Linked DNA regions of Homo sapiens: region 1 is linked to region 2. Evidence: chromatin loops called from intact Hi-C (ENCODE). Cell type or tissue: heart left ventricle. All regions are shown on one strand. Each heading gives the region's core, and the rest is flanking DNA. Links, peaks and the distances in the headings are about the cores only.

What was found. Hi-C counts contacts between places; a loop is a spot of excess contacts. Peaks named below come from ENCODE experiments on the same cell type or tissue, not always from the same donor. Only the 100,000 strongest peaks of a DNase experiment are listed, where the experiment ranks them.
Region 1: a loop joins it to region 2, with 2.0 times the contacts of the local background. A loop is called at or near these places in 1 of 110 quality-filtered maps.

What each region holds. Positions count from the first base shown.
Region 1 is chr3:73,412,879-73,417,273 of GRCh38, reverse strand. All of the region lies in intron 3 of PDZRN3 (PDZ domain containing ring finger 3), which reads left to right. Among named protein-coding and RNA genes, the nearest start is that of PDZRN3-AS1, 210 kb to the left of the region's middle. In heart left ventricle, for the core only: no CTCF peak of the experiment used is centred there; no DNase peak of the experiment used is centred there.
Region 2 is chr3:73,142,613-73,147,007 of GRCh38, reverse strand. The region is part of intron 2 of LOC107986098 (a long non-coding RNA gene); the gene reads right to left. Among named protein-coding and RNA genes, the nearest start is that of EBLN2, 83 kb to the right of the region's middle. In heart left ventricle, for the core only: no CTCF peak of the experiment used is centred there; a DNase peak (open chromatin) is centred at 2,534; H3K27ac peaks cover 201 bases.

The DNA.
Region 1 (4,395 bases), core at 305-4,304, 270 kb before region 2:
AAAATTTGCATAATGAAAATGAAGAAAATCACCCATGATAATGCCACTTTGAACTGTTGATGTTCCTTAACTTACGATGGAGTTACATCTTAAAAGTCAAAACTAAAAATCATCCAGGTGTGGTGGCTCATGCCTGTAATCCCAGCACTTTGGGAGGCCATGGCAGGAGTTCAAGACCAGCCTGGCCAACATGGTGAAACCCCGTCTCTACTAAAAATACAAAAAAAAATTAGCTGGGCCTGATGGCGCATGCCATCAGGAGGCTGAGGCATAAGAATCGCTTGAACTCAGAAAGCAGAGGTTGTAGTGAGCCAAGATTGTACCACTGCACTCCCGCCTGGGTGATGGAGTGAGACTCTGTCTCAAAAAAAAAAAAAAAAAAAAAAAAAAAAAAAAACCAAAAAAAAACAAACAAAAAAAAAACCTAGGCAGGTTAAAGATGGATATGGTTTGGATTTTTTAATATGGTTCTAAAAACAACGTGGGACAGTTCATGTGAAGAACAGAGTTTTAAGAGCAAGTGGGTAGAGCTTCCCCCACTGGGGCTAGGGAATATGCATCCCTTTTTGCAGAGAGTTTCAGAGATACAAGATTCAGTGGCTTTTCTAGCCAGTCACAGAATAAACCATTCTTCCTTCTGCATCCAACCTTCCTGTGGGGGGAGATAAATGATTCCAGAGTCTTAGGAAGCAAAGTTTCTAGAAATAAATAATACCCCAGGTTAGGGTAAGAATAGTAGGCAGTGTCCTCAACATCCACATGTACTTGTGAGGGAAGCCCCCAAGAAGGAACAGTGACTTGCGATCCAGAGCCCATTACAGAAAGACTATGTCGGTATGGCGTGATCTAGTAGCAGAACAATTAAAATTCTCAAGAAGCCCAGGATCTATCTAAGTCCTAATTTATTTCAAGCTTTTGAAATTTAGTGTTTGCATTTGCTTTGTCTTGAGACCTCACACGTCAAGTATTTTAGCTTAACAAAGAATAATGTACTTGGAGGTAAGAGGCCAAGTTCAAGCTCCCAAACTACTATTTAGTAGCTAATAACCCTTAGGCAAGTCACTTACTTTCTGGAGCGCTTACGGTGGGAGGGCTACCCTTCCTGTCCCATGTCATCCTAATTTTTTCTAATCTCTTCTTCACACAGCAGCCAACTCCCATGATCATGTCTCTAAGGTACAAACAGAAGGAAAAACAAACAAACAAACAAAAAAAACCCTTAATCTTGTGGATTCTCCACCCTCCTCTTAAATCATCTCAAAATCAAAGTCTTTTTTTTTTTTTTTTTTGGTGATGAAAGTACCTAAAAATCTACTCTCTTGGCAAATGTCCAGTATGTGACACACTATTATTAGCCATAGTTAATACTAAAAAAATGAAAAAAGGTAACTATAACATGATGGATATGTTAATTTGCTTGACTGTAGTAATCACTTCATTACACATATGTACAGGTGTTCCTTAACTTACGATGGAGTTACATCTTAAACCCATTTTAAGTCAAAAATGCATTTAATATTTCTAACCTACTGAACATTGTAGCTTATCCTAGCCTCCCTTAAATATGTTCAGAACACTTTCATCAGCTGCAGTTGTGCAAAATCATTAAACGCAATAATAAAATTTTGAATATCTCATGTAATTTAATACTGTACTGAATGTGAAAAATAGAAGGATTATGTGGATACCGAAAGTGCAGTTTCTATTAAATATGTATCTCTTTCACTGTAAAAGTGAAAGATCATAAGTCAAACCATCATAAATTGGAGATCATCTGTATAGCAAAATATGCTGTACATCTTAAGTATAAACAATAGAAAATAAAAATATTTTTTAAAAACAAAGTCCAACCTGAAGCCTCCAAGAGTCAGCATAGCCTGCCCTTGCCCATGCTTCCAGGCTTAACGCATGATAGTCTGCACCCCACTCACGTGCACCAGCAGCCCATCAGTTGTACCAGGTTTTCTCCTACCACAGGACCTTTGCACATGCCTTTCCCTCTCCTCTCTTCCTCCCCACTTAAATCCTGCCCTTTGGATTGGTGCTCTACACCTGTTCCTCAGGGGACCTCCCTCTCCCTGCCAGGTTTTCTTTCCTTCTCTCAGTAGTGGGATTCCTAGCATCCTTCTCCTTCACCAGACTGTCAACTTCCTAGGGACAGCTTCCATTTCTAGTCTTGCCCACCACTATATTGGCAGCCCCAGGCCGTGTGCTGAGCATGGAGACATTCGCAATCATTATTTGACCAATAAACAAATGAATGAGCCATTGAATGTACAGTGCCAAGCATACTGCATGGTACGTAGAAAATAACGCGGAAGTGTTAAGCATTGCTAGAGATTCAAAGAAGCAAAAGATGATTCCTGCAATAAAGTGGCTTTAGTCTTTGAAGAGTATTTCAAATGCATGCCATACTCTTTAGTTTATCGCTGATGTAGAATTATTTTTAAATGCTGTCTAGGAAATTGGAGGCATTTGAGAAGATCTGTCATAATTTATTTAGAATGTTGATTATGGACAAGCCAACTAATGATTACTGTTATAGGAAAACAAAAGAAAAAATAGCCCATTCTATCAACATTCACTGGTAGTTTTATATTCATACTGGCACCAGGCTCTTTTAAACTGAGTTGTTTGTTTTGAACCACTAAAACCATGGTTTAATATCAACAGCATTTTCTTCCAAGGATCCTATCACAATCAATTTAATGAAAGTTTTTCCACATGGTCTGTAAACTGCAAGATGAACTAGTTGGCTATGCAGGAGCCAAAATTAATTTTGATCAAGTGATACACATCATAATTTTATTTCTTTGGATAGAAAACAAAACAAAAAAAAAGAACAAAAAAGATGCCAAACCACTCTTTGTAGGTTACACTAAAATTCTGAAACACAAATCCACAAGACCCAGGAAATTCTGTTTACAGTGAATCAACTTTAGCTTTGATTTTTCCTGGCATTCATTGGTTTGTTACCTGACTTTTGTGTTTAAGGAATTTTCATAGTCTTGTAATAAGAGGAACAAATAAAGTATAGGACATTAAGTCCAATAGCATTTTTCAAAATTTGCTTTCTAAGATTCAGGCGCTTCAAAAAATGTGTGATGTTGCTTGTTTTCTTGCTGCTCAGAGATTTCTCTGACTCTGAGACATGACTGACATTACTTTTGTCTTAACTGTACTATTTTTTTATGCCATTCCATCCCAGGGGCCTTAGACGTTGCCTATAGGACATTTGTAGGGCAAACACATTGAGACAACTTAGTAAGAAATGAATTGACAGAAGAAAATCAATTTCCGGTAGGTTAGTGAAGATCCACAACTAGTGTTTTTCTCCATCCTGCTTGTTAAACATACCATTCCCAAGGTGAGTTCCTGGGAAAGGTCAGTAGACTCAGCTGACTTGGTTCTCAGGGTAAAGCGCACGTGCCCTTGCCATGGCATGCACCATGAACGTTCTCCTTTGGCAAGTATCCTTCTCACTGGAACATCACCTTCCACCTCCGGGCCCCACCTCTCCCTCTTGTTGATGACTGCCCCTTTTCACTACACCCTCACATCTTGGCATCCTACAGTCACCGGTGAACACCTCGGCCTCCTTTGCTTTACAGCCCAGGTCAGGTAACAGCACTGCCGGCTGTGCTGCTCGGTGGTTAGAACACGCATTTCGAAGCCAGGCAGACCTGGGTCACATCCCCATTTCTACTTTCATAAGCTGCACAACTTTTAGGAAGCTGCTCAGCTTCTGAGGTGGTAGAGATAACACCACCTACCTCACCAGTGACATCCTTATTCTGAAGACGGGATGAAATCATGTGTGTGAAGCATTTATTGCACTGCCCGACACAGAACAAAAACCCATGTGTGGCGTTCAGTGTCATATCCTTGAAATGGCTCCTCCCATAGACATGACTGCAATATAAACTGCTTTTCATGGGTTTTCTTATGTGACTTATTTGGAGTATGGTTTTTACTGAAATTTGGCAGCTGGACTTTTTAGGAGCCCAAACCTAGGCTAGTATTTCCCGAAAAAGATAGCGTTTACTGAGTGTGCTATGAGCCAGGCGCTCTTCTAAGCTCTTTACAAGGAATCTTCACAACCCTGTTTATAGATGAGGCACAGGAAGAGGCTAGAAAATTTGTCTAAGTGTGACAGTTATAACAACAGCTGACATTGGGCACTGTGCCAAGAGCTTTACTTTAATTACATCATTCAGGTATCACCTATGAAGCATGTACTTAAATATTCCTCATATTCTATCGAGGGCACTGAGGCACACAGAGATGGAGTAATTTACCCAAAGTCACACATCTGATAAATGGCAGAGCACGGACTTAGACCCCCATGTGTCTCACCCTGGAGCCCCAGTGATGCCCACTCTCACCCAGTGTTAC
Region 2 (4,395 bases), core at 293-4,292:
GCATGTGTTCTGAATATCTACCTGCCCACTATGAATCGGTCAAGCTTCAGAGGGACTGTGAATAAAACACTGACCTGAGAACGGTGAGCAAATCTTAGAAGTAGTCATAGTCAGGCCGGGCGCAGTGGCTCACGCCTGTAATCCCAGGCGTGTAATCCCACTTTGGGAGGCCGAGGCAGGTGGATCACGAGGTCAAGAGATCGAAACCATCCTATCCAACATGGTGAAACCCCGTCTCTACTGAAAACACAAAAATTAGGGGACTGCTGGTGCATGCCTGTAAGTCCCAGCTACTCGGGAGGCTGAGGCAGAAGAATCACTTGAACCCGGGAGGTGGAGGTTGCAGTGAGCTGAGATAGCACCACTGCACTCCAGCCTGGCGACAGAGCAAGACTCCATCTCAAAAAAAAAAAAAAAACGAAGAAGTAGCCGTAGTCCCTGCCCTCAAATTCCTTAGTCTCTTTGGAAAGTGCTAAATAAACTCCTATATAAACCATAGCAGCACACTTGGAAAACAAAAACACAGGAGAGATGTAACACAAACAGAAAGTTCGGGAAGTTTTAGAACTCTGGGGAAGAGGGAATGCATCTCTGCACTCTCAGAAGGCTAAGGAATTAAGAGTTTGGATCAAGTTTAGTCAGATCTCCATGGAGCACGCAACTGACATCTGCAATGCACATCTGATGCCCCTGGCTTCCTTGGAATCAGTTTACCTATACTTACATAGATGGGACAGAAAAATATAATTACAGCGTCTGAATCTCCAAAAAGTTCTATCCCCACAGAACATATTATCTGCATATCATAAAACTGCTTTGTAAACAGAAAGGCCTGCACACAATTGCTGTAAATTCTGTAATGGCGCGATTATGTCTTGACCATTTTGTTGTTTTTGTTGTTCCCAGGACTTAGCAAAATGCCTAGTACTTGGGAAGGTGCCAGATTAACAAGGTCAAATGATTTAATTGTCTTTAAAATGGTAAAAATAAACTATACTTGAACTTTAAAACCACAAAATATATGAAACTAGTTACATTTCTAGGGTTACTTGATTTTGTTAATTTCTAAAAAGAAAGGAAAAACTGCACAAGGGCTGGGCGCAGTGGCTCACGCCTGTAATCCCAGCACTTTGGGAGGCCGAGGTAGGTGGATCATTTGAGGTCAGGAGTTGGAGACCAGCCTGGCCAACATGGTGAAACCGTGTCTCTACTTAAAATACAAAAATTAGCCGGGTGTGGTAGTGGGCACCTTTAATCCCAGCTGCTTGGGAGGCTGAGGCAGAAGAATTGCCTGAACCAGGGAGGCGGAAGTTGCAGTGAGCCGAGATCGTGCCACTGTACCCCAGCCTGGGCAATGAAGTGAGACTGTCTAAAACAAAAAAAAAAAAACTGCACAAGAAATTTTGCTGAAGTGAAATTTCTTTGTACAGGAACATGACTTAGAGAAGGCATCTGTATACTCTAAGGCCCTTAGAGTATTAGCTCTGTGGAATTTCAATAACTCCATGTACTGAGAAGAGAAGCAGCAGGTACCAGGAACTATATTATAGCTTCCATTTCATAGACAGGAAGACTAAAGTTTAAAGAGCTTAAAGAGCTTGTCCAAGGACCTACAGCAACTGAAAGCCAAACTGCTTCCAAGCCCACACTCTTAATGCTCACACTAGATTGCTTTACCCAAAATCTTATCACAAACACACCCTTACCAATACCTTGAACTATAGAATTTATTCCAAGAATGGCCTTAAAGAAGCCCTTTGTAGGAATTATAATTCTCCTATCCTTGTCTTAGGTAGGATTCTGTTCAGCTGAGAGTGATATCAAATCCAAAATAATAGGGCTTAACTCACATAAATGAAGCCTAGAGGTGGACAGTGCAGGGCTGGTAGCACAGCTTCAGAAAAGTACACAGGATCCTTCCATCTTGCCGTCTACCATCCTCACAGCACAAGACAGCTGCTGAACTCCAGGCATCATATCCATAGTCCATTAGCAGGAAGTAAGAAGACAATAAAATGACAGTACCTGGAAATCACACATTTATATCCAGTATGTGACCATGCCTAGCTGCAAGGAAGACTGAGAAATACAGCCTTTATTCTAGGTGGCCATACGTCCAGCTAAAAACTGGAATTCTATTTTTAAGGGATGAAGATACTAGAGTAATATCTAGTATCTCTGTGACAGGCATATGATTAACTTGTAAGTAGCTATGAGGACAATGTGGCTACAAAGCTTGACACCATCCATCAACAGGATTGATATTACTGTACATAATCATCATTCTGTTCCTAATAGCTTGTTCTCCTGTTTAGAGCAAAAAGTTCTTTCTGAATGAAATCAAAAGTTTGTGTTTTTTTAAGTTTCATCTTCCACTGTATTTGGAACAATGCCCATTAGATTTCATAAGAAGCACTTGTTTGCCTGCAGCATGCACATCCATCCAAGCTCGTATCAAGAGCTCATGATGTACCAGGCACATGCCTGGCACTGCGCACCACCAGGAACAAAATAGGGCCTGCCCCTCCTGGAGCTTCAGTCACACCCACATTACACAACAAGCATGCTACAAAGGATAGTCCAGGGGCCATACGGGCACAGGCTAGGGTCCTAGATTCATTCCTCTGGAGTGGTCTGAGAGGGGTCCCCCAAGGCGAGGTATTTACACCGAACCCTGGATGATCAAGTGGCTTCACTAGACCCAGAGTCACCAACCAAGTTCATCTGGAAAGACTTCTCAAACTGGGTTCCCATGCAATAAAGTGTATGCATTTTTTTCTTCCACCAACAGTCTTCACACTTACAAGAACTTCCAAGTCCTCTCCCCTCAAACAGGCCTCTGAGATAACAGATGTCACCTCTATTCTGTAAGCTGAGACAAGCAGGAGGAGCCCCATAATCAGACACAAGCACACAGACCATGACACACACCCTGGCTTAGGACACGGATGCGGTCTGCCATTCCCATTAAGCGTAATACTTGGACAAGGGAAAGCATTTGCATAAAGCCACAGAGAGAGAGAAACGATATCAGAACTGACAGCTTCACAGTGGGTGGTTTGATTCATAGGCTGCTCAGTGACATAAATTTAAAAGCCCAGGCCCTCAAGCAACATTTTAGCTTGGGTTCCTTTCCCCTTAATTACAAAATAAACTAAAGCAAAGAAGGTCTCTGCTCTCCTGAGGCTCCCCCTGAAACGCAGGGAGCCTGCTGTTTCCGATTCAATACAATCTCCATTGCACCAGATCAATAGACCCTTTGGCTTGTGATGTCGCCTTCCTCCACCACAGGTTCAGGGGGATGGGGAGAGAGCTGGGTCTCCCTCCCAGGGGTCTCAGGCTTTTTTTTCCCCTTTTCATCTACAAAAAAAATAAAAGCAGAGGGATTCTGAGTTGGCACAAGGATACTCAGACATGGGCAGGCAGCTGCATGAAACAGGCCATAGGAAGGGTCCTTTAGTCAGAGACAGAAATCTACCCAATACAGAGCTACTCAAAGTGTGGTCCCCAGACTGGCAGCACCAGCATCACATGGAAGCCTATTACAAATGCAGAGTCTCAGGGCCCCCGCCAGACCTACTGAGTCGGAATCTGCCTTTTAACAAGATTCTCCAGGCGATTCACAAGCACAGTGAAGTTTGAGAAATATCGTGCTAGAGAGCTACCAAACAGAAAAGGTACAAGCAGAAACAAGTTCTATAGTTAGGCAATCGCTATTGATCTGGTTTGGAAGGAGCCCTTGATTAAAATGACCAGAAAGCTAAGTTTCTAACTAGCTTCCATTCGCTGGCTTAACACAGTAAAACAGACCAAACACACGTGTGGGACATTAGCAACATGTTGGTGTGCGCATGGTGATGGTCACTGTGGAGAAGGTGTTAAAATTCAAATTCACTGATTCAATGGGCTATGGCGAGGCCCAGGAACCTGTATGGGTGAATCAGCACCACAAGTGATTCTGAGGCAGACAGTCCCAAAACACACTATAATAAACTCCACACAGTTTATTAATTACAGTATGAAATCAAGAGGAAATGGTGCTTATGTTAGAAGTGCACTCACAGCCAGTTGAAGGAGAGACCTCAGGACTACCAAGGTGAAGCTGGGCAAGAAGTAAACCTTCTCTGCTCCTAAATATATTACACATACACACACACACACATGCATGTGTTAAGTTTTATAGCAAGGGGCCAGGAACATGTGATTCCCAGATGGTGATGGGGTGTTTATAAGTGGCTTACTTGGAATAGACCTATTCCTAATGAGAACGGGAGGGTGTCTCATCCACAGCTGGTGTAGTTAATTGGTGGGAATGTTTTGGGTCCTGTGGTTCATGCGTTGCAGAGTTCTGTTTAGTCTAAGACAAATGACAACACTTATTCCATTGTACATTCC